2 separate regions of the Homo sapiens genome follow, and region 1 is linked to region 2. A link is an interaction called in ENCODE POLR2A ChIA-PET data of the cell type or tissue named here. Cell type or tissue: PC-9. All regions are shown on one strand. Links, peaks and the distances in the headings refer to the core of each region. The heading gives the core; the rest is flanking DNA.

Region 1 (10,433 bases), core at 1,402-9,401, 380 kb after region 2:
GTTGTAGTATATATCAGAACTTTGTTCCTTTTTATGGCTGAATAATATTCCGTTTTCTAGATATACCACCTTTTGCTTAATTCATATTTAAAATGAAGCAATTTCTCCAGTTTATTGTCAAGTGATGGTCTGACAATACACAAGGTGACCAGTGTCTCAATACTGACCCTGTTTCACAGGGCCTTCCTGACTGTCCATTGAGCTGCAGAGTCCGAGACCAGAGCTTCATGAAGAAAATATGCTCTCAAACTTGAGACAGCATCATCCATCTACAACATTCTCTAAGGGCAGAGCCAGGTGGCCTGGTGGAGGCTACAGATGCTTCAAGGAGGCCAGACTATGAGGCACAGAAACACAGCAGACTCTATGAGCAAAGTCACTGATTTTCAGTGACATTTTACACTGGTAAAAAGTAAACCAACCAAGCAGTACATGTTTATTGTCCTGAGAATAGGTATAAAAGGGACACTGAGACAGGCCTTTACCATCCACCAGGAATGGTAACTTTTGGTCCTTCAGCAAGTTATATCAAGGGGCAAATTATTTGTTTTCTGTAATGATTATTGTCAGGTAGATAATAAAGTTCAGGCTCACTCTCTCTCTCTGTCTCTATGTGTGTATGTCCCTATCTTCTGAGAATTGAAAGAGACCTATTTTCCTTATTTTTTCTTTTATTGATACATAATATTTTACATATTTATGGGGTTCATATGAGTATTTTTTTACATGCATATAATGTATAATGCTCAAGTCAGGGTATCTGGAGTATTTATCACCTTCAGTATTTATCATCTCTGTCTCCCAGCTACTTTGAAATATACAGTATATTGCTGGTTAACTGTAGTCACCCTAGTCTGCTACTGAACATTGAACTTCTTTGTTCTAACTGCATGTTTGTATCCATTCACCAACCTAAGAGATCTATTTTCTAATCATGGTTCTGTCACACCAATTAGATCCAGAGTCTCGGGCACTCAGTAGCCTCATCTGTAAATGAAGGTGACTAGTAACTAACTGCCCTGACCAGCTTGCAGGCCTGTGGTGAGAATTAAATGTTTATGAGATCACTTGCAGATGTTAAAAATATTATACAAAGTCAGGATACAGTGGTGGCTTACTGTCCACTGGGACAGACCATCTCAACCAATATACTCAGATAACAGGATCAGATAACATGATCCTCAAAAATATTTGGGTCTACAATTAATTAATTGGATGAAAGCATGAATTCCTCTGAGCACAGTGAGAATGAGAAGAATGCAATTAGCCTTCAGCATGGACACGGGTTATTATTTGTTCCTTGCAAGTGTATGATATACACAGAACAAGAAAAGGGGAATTGACATGTCAGCTTCTCTTTTGCAAATTACATCTCTGATGGTGACAAAAAGATTAGATGTCATGCAAGCATCCTAGGATAACCTATGTTTTGCTCACTAGAGAATAGCTTAGCCCAGAACAAGACCTACTCACTGCTTATGATTACTGCCACATAACATACTTAAAATACCTATGCCAAAAAGAAGGAAGGGGACAAAGGCCTCCAATTTATAATGTGAATTCACCTCAGAAACATCATAAACATTTGCCCCTCAGCTTTGTGAAAAAGCAGTTTTTTAATCAGTCCAAAAGCAAAACAAAACAGAGCCACCAGTTTTTAATTCCTCTGAGAGCCAAGGAAAAGGATTTGGCTGAATCCCATTGTGATTCCATTTCCTTCACCCCAGGAGTTCAGCAGGAGGGGTCTAAAAGCGAGTCTAAATCCTGTCCTGCTGTCCACCCTTTCCAAGTTAACAGATAAAGACAGGGGAGGGTGGCCTCGTAGGGCAGAATGGACAGGCATTCCAGGGTCTAGAGGACTTCCCTCGGCTCCATCTGAGGCTCTTTCTTATGTGGTGGGTGTACAGGCTGTCACAGACATCACTGCACGTTCCCAGAGAGCACAGGTAGCACAGTAAATACCACGAGACACAAGGACAGGTGCCACCAGCCCGCCCAGAAAGACTAGATGAACCCAGGCCAACTGATTTCTGGGTGCGGTGATGTGAGGAAAGGGAAATCGTGGGACTCAGAGCCCCGCCCTCTCCCTCTGTGGTCAGAATGCACATAAGACAACTTTCCTTTCAGGGAGGAGAACAAAAGAATGCTCCCGTGCAGCCTGGCAGGTGCCTGCTCAGGGAAGTACCACTCTGCAGTGTGGGACGAGGGCCGAGCGCCTTTGTCCTGAGTGAACCAGTGCAGTGCTCCATGCACACAGGTAGCCCCTGGGGGCATAGGAATTGCATAAGACAGCTTGAGAGGCCAAGAGAAAGTCAAGCCCACCCTTCCTTAGTCTGTTGGTAAAACAGCCCAAGACTAGGGGAAGAACACATGGGACAAAACCTTTTCCTTTACCCTCCAGGCTTCTGTTTTCAGTTTGACTTTTGCTTTTTTTTCCAAACACTTGTCAAGAATAGATTCAACCTCTATCTAATCCAAAGAGGTATGGGGCTGGGCGCAGTGGCTCACGCCTATAATCCCAGCACTTTGGGAGGCCAAGGCGGGCAGATCACCTGAGGTCAGGAGTTCAGGACCAGCCTGGCCAACGTGGTGAAACCCCATCTCTACTAAAAATACAAAAATTAACTGGGCATGGTGGCGTGCACCTGTAATACCAGCTACTTAGGAGGGTGAGACAGGCGAATCACTTGAACCCAGGAGGTGGGGGGTGCAGTGAGCTGAGATCATACCACTGCACTCCAGCCTGGGCAACAAAGCAAGACTCTGTCTCAAACAACAACAACAACAAAAAAGAGGTATAGGAAGTATTACATTAAGAGTGTGGTGTTCCAGAGAAGATTCCATATCTTAAGAAAGCACCATCAAAAACAATCTACTTTTAGCTATGTGCCTAGAGATGGTTATACCTTTGTAAACAGAGACCAAGAAACTCAGTTGCTGTCTTACTTAAATTTAGGGTTGGAGATATGAGACTAACCCCCTTATAAATTTGGGAGTCCTTACTTGATTACACCCACCATGAGCTGCCTTCATTTTGAAACTAGCTGTTGCTGTTGATAATAACAACCATTTTGTTGCTGTTTCTTTTCTTTATGAGGCTAGCAGGTAACCACCTGTACCCTGGAAAGGATGTCTGCTGGAGTGAGAGCTGTCCTAGGGCTATCTACCAAAGATGGGAAGAAATGCATTCCAAAGAGATGCCCCACTCCCCCATGACATTAGTGACCTAGGTCTGAAGTCTCTTCCAGCTTCCTGTTACCATTAGGCTGTTAGGCAGAAAGAAGGTGGGGGCAGGGGAAGGGGGAGGAGGAGGGGAGAAGGAAGCGGGAGAAGTTTGGAGAAAAGACGGAGAGAGCAAACTGGAGTATCTCACACTAATTTGCCCCTGCACTTCTTAATTAGGAGGCAGGTTGTAAATATCTTCAGAACTCTCCTAAATTTATAAGTTAATCAGCAGAAGCATTTGAAGATGTACCATTTATAGCAAGATCCCCCTAAAAAGAGAATCTTGCTGTCGAAAACAAAACTGAAAACAAGTGATGAGAAATCAAGCTACAATTTGAGTGTATGCTCTATGCTGAGTGTTACGTGCTGGTTTCCAGAAAAAAAGAACCATTGGTTCTGTCTGATCCCTTACAGCCAAGACATGAGAATTCTAGAACTCAGATCCTTAGAGCCGAAGGGACTCCGGGAGGTCTAGCAGCCCAAGTCTTGGAATTACACGTATATTTTCAATTCTTGCACTTAAAGAAAAGAAAACTGAGGCTCAAAGAAGTGGCAAGCCTTGCCCAAGGGGCCCCAGCTGGTGAGTACAGATTCAGATTGGCTGCCACCCAGAGCCTTTTCAACTGAGCCGCTGGTGCTCGGGCCCGTCTCCCCACCCGTTCAAGCTGATGTGATTTTCAGGGCTTACAAGGATTAAGGAATGACAGAGACAGAGAGAACTCGAGGGCTGCTGGAGGTTACATGCTAGTCCCTTTACCTGGGAAATGAAGACAGCCCCAAGAGGCTGAACAACCTGCCCCAAGTCACTCAGGAATGAGTGACACAGCCAGACCTGGAGCGTCTCTTCTCTATCATTGTCCAGTGACCTTTCTCTTTCTCAAAGGTCCCTCAGGTGTCTGGTGGCATCTCTGGTGACACCACACCTAGAGAGGCCTTAGGGTCCTCTTAGGGCTCAGTGAGTGTTAAATTAAAACCACACAGGGTCTGCAGGCCTCGCTGGGATGATACGTGCATGATTTCCCAGGCTTACTCAAGCAGCTTGAATGGTGACCCGATCATCACCAAAAGAGACTCCCTATCAATTCCCTGGAACCTGTGAATGCTAGCTTATTTGGGAGAAGAGTCTTTGCAGATGTAATTAAGCAAAGGATCTTGAGATGGTGAGGTCATCTTGGATTATCTGGGTGGGCCCTGAATCCAATGACAAGTGGCTTTACAGGAAAGAGGCAGAGGGAACTGTAACAGAGAAAAGGAGACAACACGCAAAAGGCGATGTGAAGACAAAGCCAGAGATTGGGAGGCTGCCACAAGTCAAGCAACACACAGAGCCATCGGAAACTGGGAGAGGCGAGGAAAGGCCCTTCACTAGAGCCTTCAGAGACAGCATTGCCTTGCCTGCACCTTGCTTTCAGACGTCTAACCTCAAGAACTGACAGAACTCAGTTTAAGAACTAACCTCAAGAACCTCAAGAACTGTTTAAGCTTGTTGCTTTAAGCCACCACTGCTACAGCTGACACAGAAAACTAATACATTTGTAAAGGGATAAAATAAATTCATCTGTGGATAAAATAAATATAAAAAACCCACAAAACCCCAAGGTTCACAGTATTTACAACAAATCCACCATCACAATATTTCACCACCACCAAGACCCAAGCATGAGAGGCCGAGGGAGGAGTGTGTGGAGACCGTCCTGCTTTGTGTTGGTAACCAAGCCAAACCGACTCACAAGCTGTCACACGTCAGTGTGATAACCCTGCAGGACGTTTTTCTAGCTCACACGCCCATCTAAGGACTACGTCTGCTGGGTGGAGGCTGAACATGGTGCAAACTACTCCCAGACGCCTCAACTCTGAAAGCCCCGCATGGAAAGTCTCCAAGTCTTAGGCCTCACAAAACGGCCTTCACAGAAACCTGAAGCCAATTTGAGAAGAGGTCTCTGCAGCCACAGTGAATGCCAAATGACTCAGGTCTTGAAGCAGAAAACAGAGTAAGCACATGTTTCTTCCAAATGGCATGTTCTTGGATCTAGCTTTATTTTAGATTTTCTTCCCCACAGCTGTTGAGCTAAATCTGAAGGGAATCAACACACACACACACACACACACACTCACACACTCAGACACACACACACACAGAGCCCTTTTCCCTCCCCAGCATGTTTTGGGGGAACACAGCTCCACATGTGGACTAAGAAGACTGCAAACACGGCTGTCACAAATGTGGGGACCACGTTCAGTATTTTCTCGTCTCTCTTTGTACAGCTGGACATCTGGGAAATCATTCTGATGTTCTATTGTTTCTTTTTATGAGGGCCAGGCTTGGTTGCTCATGCCTGTAATCTCAGCACTTTGGGAGGCTGAGGCAGGAGGATTGCCTGAGGCCAGGAGTTAGAGACCAGCCTGGACAATAGAGTGAGACTCCCGTTCTTTACAAAAAATAACAAAATCAGTTGGGTGTGATGGCATGCACCTGTAGTCCCAGCTACTCAGGGGGCTGTGCAGAAAGATAGCTTGAGCCCAGGAGTTCAAAGTTGCAGTGAGGTATGATTGTACCACTGCACTCCAGCCTGGGCAACAGAGCAAAACCTTGTCTCTAAAAAAAAAAAAGAAAGAAAGAAAAAAGAAAAAAAAAAAAGAAAAGAAGAAGATGATGATGAAGAAGGAAGAAAGATGAAAGAAGAAGGAAGAAAGAAGAAATTAGAAGGAAGAAAGGAAGAAGGAGGAGGGAGAAGGGAGGAGGAGGGAAGAGAAGGGAGGAGGACGAGGAGGAGGAGGAAGGAGGAAGAAGAAGAAAAAAGAAAGAGAAAGAAGAAGGAGGAGGAGAAGGAAATTTCCAAGTTGCCCCAACTCAACAGGTTTATTTCAGTCCTCCACAAGAGATCAAACTCAGGAATCCCAAGGGAAATGGCGTCAGGCCCCAATCAGGGCACTTCTGAGAAGAGCTCTCTGGGGAGGGATGAGGGATGGACTCAGGGCCAGGAGGGGAGGCACCAACCTCCTGTGCATCACACTCTGAGCGCTGTGATGGGACCGCTCGGACTCCAAGCTCCCCATCAGGTGGGTCCCATCCACCTTCTCCAACAGCCTTCCTGGGGATATGCTTCTTTCTCCCTGGTCAAGACACTAGTTTTGAAGTGTCCTTGGGTCAATAATTAAAGCTTTATTGGAAAGGCTATGAGAGAACTCTTTCCACCCTTCCTGTGTGTGCGGAGGGTGGGGGCCCATTTCTCAGGCTCCACTCCAGCTAGCACCACCATCATTTTGTGCCCAAAGTTCTGTAGTAGCCTCCTAGCTGGCCTGTCTCCACCCCAACTCCCTTCCCAGCCATTTAAAAAACATCTGAGCTGAAATGCACGTACTATAAAATTAAACATTTTAAAGTGAACAATTCAGTGGCACTTAGTACATTCATTCACAATGCTATGCAACCACCTCCTCTAATTCCAAAATATTTTCATCACCCCAAAAGGAAATCCTGTATCCATAAAGCAGTAATTTCCTATTTCCCCTTCCCCCAGCCTTTGGCAACTACCAATCTGCTTTCTATCTGTATGGATTTACCTATTCTAGATATTTTATATAAATGGCATCATACAATATGTGGCTTTTTGTGGCTGGTTTCTTTTACTTAAAGGCTCATCCTGTGGTTGGCAGCACTGCTTCAAGGCTGGATAATATTCCACTAGTTGGATACACCACATGTTGTTATCCATTCACCTGCTGATGGACATTGGGTTGTTTCTACCTTTCGGCTGATGTGAATAGGGCTGCTGTGAACGCGTGCGTACATAGATTTGAGAACTCTCATACGTTCTTTACACAACAACCTGGTCTAATCACATGACACTCCAGCTACAAGCAGTTCAATGGCTTCCTACCGCTTTTAGGGTAACACCCAAACTCCAGAATATGACTCTTGGGACCCTGCCCACTTCTCCAGCATCATCTGTCACATCGGTGCCCAACTGACGTTTCTTATGTATCCTGTGCTTTTCCTCACCTCTGAGCCTCTGCAGGTATTGCTCCCTCTTCCCAGAACCCTCTTCCTCGGGCTAAGAGGCAACTGCATTTGACCACAACCACACCCTTCTCTCCCAAATGCAATCAGCTGCCCACGTCCCAGCACACATCCAATGCTGGCCCCTCTGTGCTTCATGGAAAGGGTTTACAGTGGGATTTAGGGGGCTACACTGGGCCTTTGCTGTGAAACCCCACGGAAGAGACAGCACAGCCCAGAAACACCATGGTGGCGGGGAGGGGGGCCTCAGATCTGTGTCTGTGTCTCTGAAACGTGCCCTGCTGGGAAGGTGGAACATGGCTCCGTGGATTTAGCAGCCTGGTCCTTGACAAAGCAAGATGACAAGCTGCAGCACCTGTAGTCATCCCCCTAGTTGTGGGGCTTCCTGACCCACCTCTGCTTGGGCCATACTCTCCACGCTGGCAGGTGGGCCACAGATGAGGCAGTCTTACTTCTTCCTTGGACCTGGCTGACACCCCACAGGCCTGGGAGAAGTAGGGTAGCGACTCCTTCTGAACTCTGGCCCCAGAATTCTGTGTCTCACCCCAGAGGAACTGGCTCAGCCCAGAGGCAGAAGCCTGTGTGGCGGCTGCTGAGAAAGCAGGAAGAAAGCTCCCTAGCTGGAGGCGGTTGCACCTGAACTTGACAGGCTTCAGCTCAGCCCCGGCCACAGGGTGCTCTGGGTCACACAGGATGTGGTTTTTGAAGTTTGGGGAAGCCAATGCCTCTACCTTTCCCCCACCCTTCCTTTCTTAGCTTCCATTCTGAGCCTCTGCTCCCTGAATCTGCACACGCCCACAGATGCATGCATAGACATATGCACACATGCACACATGGATGTATACACACATGATTTCACACCCTTTTCATTTACTCTTGTCTAACTTCTAAAAATGAAAATGGTCTAATATAGCCTGTCCTACATAACTCCTACCAGAACCTTTATCATTCTTTTTTTTTTCCTGTGCAAATTCTCCATCATTCTAATTTCCACGTGAGCCTTTGAGGAGAGTGCAGCACCTTAATTCTTGAAAATAGTCACCTGCGACTACTTTCTTTCTCCACAGGTGAAAAAAAGATGGAGGAGGTGGGAAAGGGTCCCCTCTTGTTTGTTTCTGAGGGCCGCTGAGAAAGATGGCGGTAGCTATGAGGGAGCCGGTCTGCCACTTACCTCCAGGACTTTCCCTGTGATAAACTGGTGACACGCCTCACATTTCACCCCAAAGAGTCCCTGGTAGTCCTTTTCACAGTACGGAGCACCATCCCTGCAAGACAAAAACGTGTTCGGCTCCTGAGGAGGTGGCCAGGGGCTGGAGAAGACACCAAAACCACATTTCTCCAAGGCCTTTCCACAGAAGGGCAGGACATATTTCTCCCCTGCCCAGTGTTCACATGCCTGGCAATCCAGTCAGACCTGGCCAGACAGGATCAAAACCACAAACAAAACGATCCAGAGAGCACTCTGCGGCTCTCGGTGCCACACAGGCGAAACAGCCATGTCGCCATATGGTCACCCTTGCCGATTTTTTACTGTCTCAGAGCTAACTAGCAGAAAGCCTGGCAGCATTCTCTCTCCACAGGCCCCCTGGGCACGTAGGAGTACTGAGCCCACTGAGCCCACATAACAATAATTAATAAACCAGAGAAAGAATGGTGTTAATGAACCTGAAGAAGATACTGGCAAATCAATAGGCAATATCACACCTGAAGGCAAAACACTAGCGACAATTTCATTAAAACCACAATAAAGGCAAAGCTATAAAATATTGTTAATGTATATAATACATATAGTTATTAATATGACACTGAGGCCCGGCACGGTGGCTCATGCCTGTAGTCCCAGCACTTTGGGAGGCTGAGGTGGGTGGATCAACTGAGGTCAGGAGTTTGAGACCAGTCTGGCCAACATGGGGAAGCCCTGTTTCTACTTTAAAAAAAATACAAAAATTAGCCAGGTGTGGTGAGGTGTAGCTGTAAGTCCCAGCTACCCAGAAGGCTGAGGCAGGAGAATTGCTTGAACCCAGGAGGTGGAGGTTTCAGTGAGCCAAGATCGCACCATTGCATTCCAGCCTGGGTGACAGCACAAGACCCCATCTCAAAAAAAAAAAACAAAAAAAAAAAACAAGAACACTGAGCCCGTCAGATGTGGGCTCAGCATTCATTCCCCTACAAGGGGCCCACATGCCAGAGTACAGCCTCTGAACAGCCTGCAGACACCACCTCCTCAGCTCTCAGGAGGCCTCCGGAGCCCAGGGCCGCCTCCTTCAGCTCAGTCAACCTCCTTGGAGCACAGGAAAAATATTATATCCTGTGTGTGATTGCATGGAAAAGCTATAGAGTGCCACCCTAGACTGCCAAGTTACCCACCCCCGCATAGCTTGCAATGTTCCGTTAGAAGCCAGGCACCTGTCTTATTTTGTCCATAATGGTCACCTGAAGAGCTTCTTGCCTTTTCTTTTCTTTCTTTTTTTTTTTTTTTGAGACAGAGTCTTGCTCTGTCTCCAGGCTGGAGTACAGTGGTGCGATCTGGGCTCACTGCAACCTCCGCCTCCCAGGTTCAAGCAATTCTCCTGTCTCAGCCTCCCAAGTAGCTGGGGTTGCAGGTGCCCACCACCATGCCCGGCTCAGTTTTTGTATTTTTAGTACAGATGAGGTTTCACCATATTGGCCAGGCTGGTCTCGAACTCTCAACCTCAGGTGATCCGACTGCCTCGGCCTCCCAAAGTACTGGGATTACAGGCATGAGCCACCGCACCCAGCCTTCTTGCCCTTTCAGTGCAGGTGTTTCAGCCTTACCCTGGGCCTGTAGAATTAGATTTCTAGTGGGTGGGGCCCAAGCAACCTTTTGTTTGCTTGTTTGTTTCACTATATTTTTAAACTACATTCATTAATATTTTCGAATAGGTGATTTCATGTGGTTGGGGAAATGCATGAATTAATGAATGAATTTATTTGTTTATTTTTTGAGACAAGGTCTTACTCAGTTGCCCTGGCTGGAGTGCAGTGGTGCGATAATAGTTCACTGCAGCCTTGATCTCCTGGGCTCAAGTGATCCTCCCACCTCAGACTCACAAGTAGCTGGGACTACAGGCATGTGCCACCATGCCTGGCTTGCTTGCTTATTTATTTATTTATATTAGTAGAGATGAGGTCTTGCTATGTTGCTCAGGCTGGTCTCGAACTCCTG
Region 2 (10,433 bases), core at 1,564-9,563:
GATGTGGTAACTAACTTGATTGTGGTAATCATTTCACGATGTATATCAAATCATCACATTGTACCTCTTTAAATATATACAATTTTATCAGTTATATTTCAATAAAGCTGGGGGAAAAATGAGGGAATGTATAAACAAAGATTTGGAAATAGATGCATTCATTAAAATTTCAAAGAAAGTAAAAGGAAGTTTTCTTCATAGAAAATTAGATGAAGAAAAAAGTTAAGAAAAAAATTTAGTTGTTTTAGAGTTAACCTGACTCACAAAGTATTTTATTTGGAATTAAAAACATCATGTGTATAACCAAAAATTAACCTTGATTTAAAATAACATCTGACATTTGTGTAATGTCCTAATGTCCACAAACAGTTCCATCAGGTAAGTATTGTCACTCTAAGGTGAAAAATCTTTCACTCAAAGAGGTTGACTTGGCCAAGACAACAGAGCTGGCAAATGCCAATGGGTATCTTCCAAATACCAGACATCAGAATTATGATTATTCCACTCACCCGTGCTGTCACTGTTCTGACAGGATGAAGCAAAAAAGAGAAACCAATTTTCTACCCTATTCCTCATATTTTTAGGTAAATTTAACACCTTGTAACTGGTTCATTTCTAATAACCGTATTTGAAAAAGCTCTAAAGCTCCACTCACAAAGCTCAGATTTTAACTTTGCATTTGTTAGCATGTGGCCTTGAGCAAGTTACTTTTTCTCTCTCTGCGCTTCAGGTAACTCATCTGTACAATGGGGATAACAGCACATGTCACAGAGAGTTCTTGTGAAGAATCCATGAACTAATAAATGTAATATACCAGGCACCTAATTATCAGCATATACATGTTTACTGCTATTATTATTAAATGTATAACATCTTATAATTTATAAGGGAGGTATGAAAATGGTAAGAGTCTAGATCTCAGTAAAGTGGGAAGAGGCATCAGAGATAATCTCAAGAGGAAGGTCTAAAAGAATAGGTACAGGCTACAGGAAAATGAGAAAGTTACCCTATAAAATGCAAGAATAGCAGCAGCACTGATGGTTCAAGTACAAAAGCATACAGTTTATTCACATAATATAGTATTACAGTAAGGATATGAATAGCAACAGCAGGCATTTGTTTGGGGGTAATATCAAGAAGGGCCTTGGAGTCTTGAAGAGATACTTGCAAACCCAAGTTCACAGTAGCATTATTAACAACAGCCAAAAAGCAGAAGGAACCCAGATGTCCATTAATGGATGAATAAACAAAATGTGGTATATACATACAATGCAATATTATTGAGCCTTAAAAAGAAATGAAATTCTGACATGTTACAACATGGATAAATGAGGACATTAGGCTAAATGAAATAAGCCAGTCATGAAATGAAAAGTATATGATTTCACCTACATGAGGTATCATGAGTAGTCAAACTCAGCAACAGAAAGTAGAATGGTGGTTGCCAGGGACTGAGGGCAAGTGGAAATAGTGTTGTTTAACGAATACAGTGTTTCAGATTTGCAAAGTGAAAAAGTTCTGCAGATTGGTTGTCCAACAGTGTGAATATATAATAACACTACTGAAACGTACACATAAAAATGGTTAAGATGGTAAATTTTAAACTATCATGAAAACAGAACTTCACATATCCAAAACTGTATTATTATTTACTGAACGATAATCAATTATTCTGTTCTCTAAATTTTAATGTTTTAAACCAATGAATTTAGAATGCAGATTTTAAGAAAAAGTTGTGGAATTTTATGACTTGTTATTTCCTTTTGAGTTTCTCTTAGTTTTGACAATATACTTCTACATTCTTTCAAAAGTGAAAAATTTTGAGTTGTCTATAAAAATTTCTAGCACGTTAATACATTTACACTATTTAACATATTGAACTCAGATATCTGAAAAACTCGACATTTGCTCACACATTCAGCAACTATACATTTATTGTTCAACTACTATGTGCATGATTCTAATGTGCAAGTAAAAATGAACAAAATGGTATTTTCCTTTAAAGAATTTTATCTCGAATCCCTGTGCCTGTGAGGGAAAAAAAATAACCTAAAGGTATAAAAAACTTACTTTTTTATGATATGTTCCTGCTGCAAATATTTATCTTGCACACACTTTTCAAACAGAACTAATGCATGTTCTCCCTTATTCATTCCATTTGGTACTCGATGTTCTGCAAACTCCGTAGATAAGAGCTCAGATTCTATTTCTTCCAACAAATCCTCTGATGCTGAAACGCTCTTTATTTTTGAAATAAATTTCTTGGTGCAGTCTGTATCATAGGGGCTTTCTGAATAAGTCTTTTCATTAGCTGATTCTGGAAATGTAGATGACCTTAATTCCACCAATATTTGTGTTACTTTCTGTTCTGTTTCATTTGTTTTTGAAATATGTTTAGCAAAATTTCCACTAGGAAAATTAGCTATTTGTTCAGAATTTTCTGAGCCTGTGTCTGTTTTGGCACAAGAATCCTCACCTCCACCATGATCTGGAATATAATTTTCCTGGGCTTCAATTCGATTATTATGCTCATTAGGTTGACATAAAGTTTTATCAGTGTTTAATGACAATAGTTTGGACTCATTTTCTAATTTGCTGCTTTCATTGCCAGAAAACAAGTTGCATGAGTCTTCCTTTAATTCAGGTGTTTTCCCAACATTTTTATCAGAGGAAGTAGAGGCTATGTGGTCTGTCTCTGACATGCTGACTGGCACCAATTCACTTTGTAATTCTTCAAATCTGCTCCTGATCTTCGTTTTACATCTAAGAAATTGAAACATCAAAATTAAAAACCACTTTAAACCAAAACCCCATACAAACTTGCACACACTCTGTGATGTGGAATAACTAACACCACAAATTTTATCACTAACAATTCCTTTAAAAGCCTGTCCTTGAGAAAAAAGAAAAAGGACTAGGACAGCTAACCCAAGCTGGCTAGCTACAAGCAGTAGGGCCACTGCAAAGTCTGTCTTTCCTCCTTCATTTCAGTCAAACAACTTCATTAATTAATTTCAGTTGTAGTCTGGCATTCTCCAATCATCCCCATAAGATGTTAGGTAAGGAGTAACGCTAGCAACTAGACGAGTGCCAAAGAATGCTTAGAATTCCTTCAGCTCTGTAAAGAAAAAAAGACTACCTCATAAATCTGTAAGAAAATACTGGAGAAATAATACACCAATAAAAGCACTAGAAATCACAAACCAAGATAACAAAACAACGCACATTAAAGAAAATAAAAATTTACTAAGAAGGAAACCTAAATAACAAGACACAACTATCTATAGCCCAGAGATCTAGATTTGAGCCATAATGAAGTCAGGGTGTAAAGAATCCCTGGTAGAAATTAGTTTTTCATCCAGGCAGGAATCCAGGAAGTACCATGGTGATTTTCAAACATTCTCATCAGGAAAAAAACAATGTCCAGTACAAATAAAATGGAGCCCATATGCACTGCCTAGGTCAATAAAAGCAACTTTATTAATTTGACCAAGTTAGAGTGTGTGTGTGTGTGTGTGTGTGTGTGTGTGTGTGTGTATATATATATATTTTTTTTTTTTTTTTTTTTTTTGGGATAGAGTCTCACTGTCGTTGCCCGGGCTGGAGTGCAATGGTGAGATCTCGGCTCACTGCTACCTCTGCCTCCCAGGTTCCAGCAATTCTCCTGCCTCAGCCTCCCGAGTAGCTGAGACTACAGGTGCCCATCACTACACCTGGCTAATTTTTTGTATTTTTAGGAAGAGATAGGGTTTCACCAGGTTGGCCAGGCTGGTCTCAAACTCCTGACCTCAGGTGATCCACCTGCCTTGGCCTCCCAAAGTGCTGGAATTACAGGGGTGAGCCACCGCACCCGGCATAGGATAGATTTTTATATTGTTTATGGAGGTTACTATTCTAGCCATTTTATGACAATTAGTCATCTTCAAATATTATCCCACAACACATAATTATAAAATATTTCCACAATCTTGATAAAAAAAATTGTTGACTTCTTTTGTCAGGTATCAACAAAGCATGTACAAGGTAATGAGTTACTGAAACCATGTGAGGTTAGATTAAAAAGAGGACAGATCATAGTTTTGACAGAAATAACAGAGCAATAATTCCAGATAAGAGATATACTAATGGAAAATAGCTCTAGTTTATACATGAGATATAAACTAATGGAAAACTAATGGAGAGATATACTAAATTTTTAAATAACAAAACATGCATGGTTACATCAGGCTGGGATAAAGGTGGTTATCAGAGGATGATGAAAAGAGAGAGAGAAGACTGGTCAGGTAGATTCCATAGAAGGCTAAGCAGGAGTGAATTTTGTTAAGAACAAATCATAGTAAATCACAGTGACTTGTAGACTTAATTACAGTGCAGAGTTTCTAGCACATAGTGGGTTCTCAAATATTTGTTTAATTAAAGCCTGTAAGCACAGAAATGGTAACACTAGTATTTGAGAAACATTATTCTAGGAATGTCGAAAATGGGAGGAATAAGTGTAAGAAAGGAAAAGTAGACCAGCTTGTTTGCTAAATATGCTAATTTCTAGACTGCCCTCTGGGGCATCAACTAAGACAGCCATTGGCCTAAATACTCTACCTCTCTGTATAAATATGTTTCCAAACAACCAAATTATCATTATTTTGCTGCAGATATTTTATAACCAAGCCAAAGCACACACTAGTATTAAAGGCTTGGTTTAGACAATACAAATAAACGGAGTAAATAAAAGACCTCGTAAGTACTCTGTATTCCAAAATCTAGGACAAAATAAAATAATTCTCAAACAGAGGCACTGCCACCTACATTACCTCACCCAAAGTAACTCACTTTAAGATATAACTTGTGGGCTGGGCGTGGTGGCTCACGCCTGTAATCCCAGTACTTTGGGAGGCCAAGGAGGGCAGATCACAAGGTCAGGAGTTCAAGACCAACCTGGCCAAGACGACGAAACCCTGTCTCTACTAAAAATACAAAATTAGCTGGGCGTGGTGGCAGCCGCCTGAAATCCCAGCTACTCGGGGAGCTGAGGCAGAGAACTGCTTGAACCCGGAAGGCAGAGGTTGCAGTGAGCCAAGATTGCGCCACTGCACTCCAGCCTGGGCGACGGAGCGAGACTCTGTCTCAAAAAAAAATTAGCCGGGCATTATGGTGGGTGCCTGTAATCCCAGCTACTCGGGAGGCTGAGACAGGAGAATCGCTTGAACCCAGGAGGCGGAGGTTGTAGTGGGCCAAGATCGTGCCATTGCACTCCAGCCTGGGCAACAGAGCGAGACACTTTGTCTCAAAAAAAAAAAAAGTAAGGAGAGGGAGCACATCTTTGAGTCAAATTATACCTCTTCATGCCAAGCAGCTGGGAACAGCTTCAACTTTTCTTCAGAGAAAACAATGAGTTTGTGACTTCATTTTTTTTTTAATGGCTAGAACCTGTCTTAATTTCTGGAATAAGTTTTTTGTAGTAACCAAAAGTGGCGGCAAAGTTACATCGGACCAAGGGATTCTTAAAGGACTGCACTGCAGAGGAAAGTACAGAGGTTAGGAGTGTTTTACACTGTATGACTGGAGACCCAGTAAGGAAAAAATAAAACCATTTCACGTTTATACCCAGATTTAAGATTCCTCAGTAAACCAGTTGTACTACTTTTCCATTCTTATCTCTCAACACATTCCTGAAATCCTGGCACTCCATCATACTTTACTAGCCCAACCAGTCTAACTCAAAGATTCCCCCAACTTGCGTATTAACATTTCAATGGCTTTGTTCTCAACTAGAATGTTCTTCCCTTAGGTCTATCTGAAGTCTATGTTTAAAGGACCAATTCTAATGTCACATCTTCCTCCAAATTTTCTCTCATCACAAGTACAAAAATAGTCTCTCAGGGTAAATTTAAAAACACTGCATTTACACTCATCAAGCACATAGAGCCTTTCTTGTGACCTTTTTGAAGAGGCAGCATTTAGCCTTTTAAATGATCTTTGTACTTGCACGAAGATGGAACCTCCCTCTGAACTGAATCAAACTCTTAAGTCTCATGCAATATGACAGTAATAATAAATCTAACAAACATATTCTCTACTACATTTACACGCATTTTTGCAAATGCTCTTCAGTGGCTATACAAATGAAGGTGGGGTCAACTGGGTTTACACAGTGATCTAGGGAGCAAACAGCATTCAGTGGATGGAAAACAGGTTGTAAGATGACAATGTGGAAGACAGTATAGAACAACAAAAACGTGTCATCCTGCTGGATATTCATCTAGATTTAAAAAGCTGTTTATTTGGTTACCTAAGCTTAGAATGTTTTACATATCCTCCTCCTGTAAATTAAGGAAGACTCAGATTAACCTCAAAAGGCAAGTACTTTCTGTAACTTCTGTCAGCAATATGCTCATGACTTTAAGAAAAATCATGTAAATTGGCATGTGATAACTACTTAGCTTGCAAGCTGGTTTTTTTTTTTTTTTTTTTTTTTAAAGATGGAGTCTCGCTCTGTTGCCAAGCTGGAGTGCAATGGCGCGATCTCGGCTCACTGCAACCTCTGACTCCCTGGTTCAAGCTATTCTCCTGCCTCAGCCTCCCAAGTAGCTGGGATTACAGGCACGAGCCACCATGCCCAGCTAATTTTTGTATTTTCAGTGTAGACGGGGTTTCACCATGTTGGCCAGGATGGTCTCAATCTCTGGACCTCGTGATCCACCCGCCTCGGCCTCCCAAAGTGCTTGCACACCTTCTGATGATGTTCAAATGAATACTGTTTGGCAGCCAAAGGAAAAGGAGGGGATTAACAATGGTCTATGTGTATATACGTAACAAAGCCATCACCATAAATAGCTGCACAAGAGTGGTAGCAGATGGGGAGAAAAAGCAATGAACTTGATTATGTCCACAATTAACCAGAAGAAAAACAGTAAGCTGAGTCCTCATGTAGGCCTCCAGTTGACAATACTGATACAAGCCAATTTGGTTGCTGTCCAAGCTTTTTTGGGGGAGAGAGGTATGGGGTAAAAGGGGAGCCGTCATCGAGGCTACTAAGGATAGAATGGCAAGTAGTAGACTAAAGGGGAAGGATGTAAAACAAGACATTAGTTGGCAAGATTATTTTAATTTAAGAAGTGCTGATACACTGGGGGTGCAGCATGTAATCCCAACACTTTGGAAGGCTGATGTGGAAGGATTTATTGCGCCCAGGAGTTTGAGACCAGCCTGGGCAACATAACAAGACCTAATCTCCGTAAAAAAAAAAAAAAAAAAAAAAAAAAAATTGTTAAAGTTAGCTGGGCATGGTGGCATGCACCTGTAGTCCCAGCTACTCAGAAAGCTGAGATGGGAGGATCACTTGAGTCCAGGAGTTCAAAGCTGCAATGAGCTATGATGGCACCACTGTACTCCAGCCTGAGCAAGAGTGAGACTCGTTCTCTAAGAAAAAGAAATGCTTGTACAAAGCAAATTTACACTCATATATATATATAGTAATTACAATTATAGATTATAATACCTTTTAGCAACTCTTACTCATTAGGAGAAATACTATAATACAGTACAGTCACAAAATTCCTTTTAACTCAAATACTTTTTCTCCCTTAGAGTTGTTTCTGTTTCTGACACAGTACTACAGGACCAATTCACACTTCGAAATCATTTCAGTGGGTGAGAACTGGTTTCGCTCTTACTGGAGCTCATCAGCTGTAGGCAACTGGTCAAGAAACAATTTTTTACTTGCCTTAAAGTCAACCATTACCCACTCTGGAACTTATTTTTTAATGAAAGAACTCACATTTCTACAAAATTATTTCCATACAAGAGCCACGTAAATGAAAACACTGTCTTCTGGTTCCATTTCCTGTTTTTCTAATTAGCAGTATAAACAACAAAAAATTTAGGTTTGATAAACTGCAAATATTGCCCCTATATATAACATCACTATTGTAAAATCTAAGATTGGTTCAAGGTATTTTTCAGACCCTGCATTTTGATGGACCAGCTGATGCCTGCCACCTGGACCACTAAACTGGCTCGACTGGTCTTGTGACTTGGCACAAGAAGACAGCCTCAACCCCTTATGAGTCATCCCCGACCCAACCAATCAGCATTCCCCATTCCCTAGCCCCCTGCCCACCAAATTATCCTTAAAAAACCCTAGTCTCCTAATTTTCAGGGAGATTGGTTTGAGTAATTAACTTCTTACTACTACTTGGCTGCCTCTGCATTTCTTAAAACTTTCTCTATTGCAATACTGCTGTCTCAGTAAACTGCCTCTATCTGTGCAGCAGGCAAGAACCTGTCAGGCGATTACAAACTCACAGATATTCAGTAACAGGTTATCAAACAAACTAGTCTCATGCAAAGGTACTAAGAGATACATTTCCAAACTAGATGTTCATTTTTACCAAATACATATTGAGCATCTATTAATATGTATTCTAGGTGTTGGGAACATGGCAGTGAATAAAACAGAAATCCTCATTTTATTCTTCGTGTTTTACTGCCAATAAACACTACAGTATTATGAATTCTACAGTATTTAATGTTACAGTATTTTAACTTTAAGGTTTGCCAGGGCTCCATCAGAAGCTAAGTAAGAAATGCAGAAGTGTTTTAAGTATATTAAGAGAAATTTGGCTTCATTCACAGACTATAAATTTTTAAATTATAAACTGTAGTACCATTCTTTTTTTTTTTTTTTTTTTTTTTTCTTAAAAATGGAGTCTCACTCTGTCACCCAGGCTGGAATGCAGTGGTGCCATCTTAGCTCACTGCAACCTCTGCCTCCTGGGTTCCAGCGATTCTCCCGCTCAGCCTCCCAAGTAGCTGGGATTACAGGGTTGTGCCATCACACCCAGCTAATTTTTGTATTTTTAGTAAAGATGGGGTTTCACCATGTTGGCCAGGCTCTCTGGAACTCCTGACCTCAAGCAATCCACCAGCCTCAGCCTCCCAAAGTGCTGGGATTACAGGCATGAGCCCCTGCGCCCAGCCCATACCATTCTTAAATAATACCAGTTGTACACTTCTCAAGTAATATCCATTAAGCAAACTGAACTTGAGACCACTCCTGTTCTTCAATATAATGGTTTATTGTCCTTTGTAGGAAAAGTACCTACATCAAAAGAGTTTGTATTCTCCAAAAACACCTTGAAAGCAGCATAAACAAAAGAATAACATCTTTCTGACTAGTTCTATCAAGATTGATATTGTAATTAATGTCAGAAGTAAAATCAAATCAAAAACGCATCCACACAGTTCAATGTAACCTGCTCACAACCCCCAAATAACTGACTTTTGATAAATAATTAACTTTAAAAGATACTTTCTGGATAAAGCTAGCTACCTACTTATTTATTTATGTGTAGAAACAGGGTCTCATTCTGTCATTCAGGCTGGAATGCAGTGGCTCAATCATAGGTCACTGCAGCTTCAAACTTCTGGGCTCAAGCAATCATCCCACTTAAGCCTCCCAAGTAGATAAGACTACAGGTGCATGCCACCATACCCAGATAATATTTTTAACTTAGCTTTTTAAAAACAGAATAATAGGATGGAAAAGAACTTGTGTATGAAACATGAAAATGTTGTTTCACATGATGAAAATACCTGACACTTAAGTTTCATACAAGGTGAATTTATGCAGATCAAATTCTGCTTTTAAAAGATAAAAACTGAGAGGGCTATTTCAAAAAAAAAACTGTAAATAAGTTCTACAAAAAGAAATAATTTTTAAAGTAGTCACATCCTATTAAGCTTTTGGGTAAAAGCTAACTTTTTATTATTAGAAACTATTAGAAACAGGGTCTTTTTCTGTCACCCAGGTTGGAGTGCAGTCAGAGGTCACTTGCAGCCTCAAATTCCTGGGCTCAACTGATCCTCCCACCTCAGCCTCCTAAGAAGCTGGGACTACAGGTACATGCCGCCAAACCCAGCTAATTTTTAAAAATGTTTTGTAGAGATGGAGTCTTGCTATGTTGCCCAGGGTGATCTCAAACTACTGGCATCAAGCAATCTTCTCACCTCAACCCCCCAAAAGTGCTGTGATTACAGATGTGAGCCACCATGGTTGGCACAAATTTAACTGTAATATACTGAGTTTAAGTGAAACAGCATTAGAATAAAAAAGTTTCCTTTAGTTCACCAGTTTGAAAAGTTTGTTTTATGAGACCAAGGTTATTTATCCCTGTGGGGGTATGTTTAGCTTTACAATCCAGACTCAGGGCAAGAACTTTATGATATGTGCATTATATCACACACACACACACAAAGATGTTTAAAAAAAAAGACTTGAGCAATAGATGCGGCAAGACCCCCCCACCCTCCACCAACTCCCAAATAGTACCAAATCCTGTGATAGGATAACAGGACAAAGAGAAATTATGGTCCATCAAAATTCCATGAAAAAGAGGGTCAGTGGCCACATCATAGTTCACCTTATCAAGTTACAC

Evidence for each region. ChIA-PET counts read pairs that join two places held together with the same protein. Peaks named below come from ENCODE experiments on the same cell type or tissue, not always from the same donor. Only the 100,000 strongest peaks of a DNase experiment are listed, where the experiment ranks them.
Region 1: POLR2A ChIA-PET joins it to region 2 with 12 read pairs; 3 of 35 experiments call an interaction of 5 or more read pairs at or near these places.

What each region holds. Positions count from the first base shown.
Region 1 is chr10:114,536,588-114,547,020 of GRCh38, forward strand. ABLIM1 (actin binding LIM protein 1) reads right to left here. Exons shown (of 23, transcript NM_002313.7): 6 at 8,418-8,511. Among named protein-coding and RNA genes, the nearest start is that of ABLIM1, 120 kb to the right of the region's middle. RefSeq lists enhancers at 4,566-4,615, 4,966-5,145, 7,617-7,726. In PC-9, for the core only: no CTCF peak of the experiment used is centred there; DNase peaks (open chromatin) are centred at 5,024, 7,874 and 8,694; H3K27ac peaks cover 1,056 bases.
Region 2 is chr10:114,160,567-114,170,999 of GRCh38, forward strand. It overlaps CCDC186 (coiled-coil domain containing 186), which reads right to left. Exons shown (of 16, transcript NM_018017.4): 2 at 2,071-2,763. The coding sequence starts at 2,702. Among named protein-coding and RNA genes, the nearest start is that of MIR2110, 8.4 kb to the right of the region's middle. In PC-9, for the core only: no CTCF peak of the experiment used is centred there; a DNase peak (open chromatin) is centred at 5,675; H3K27ac peaks cover 1,249 bases.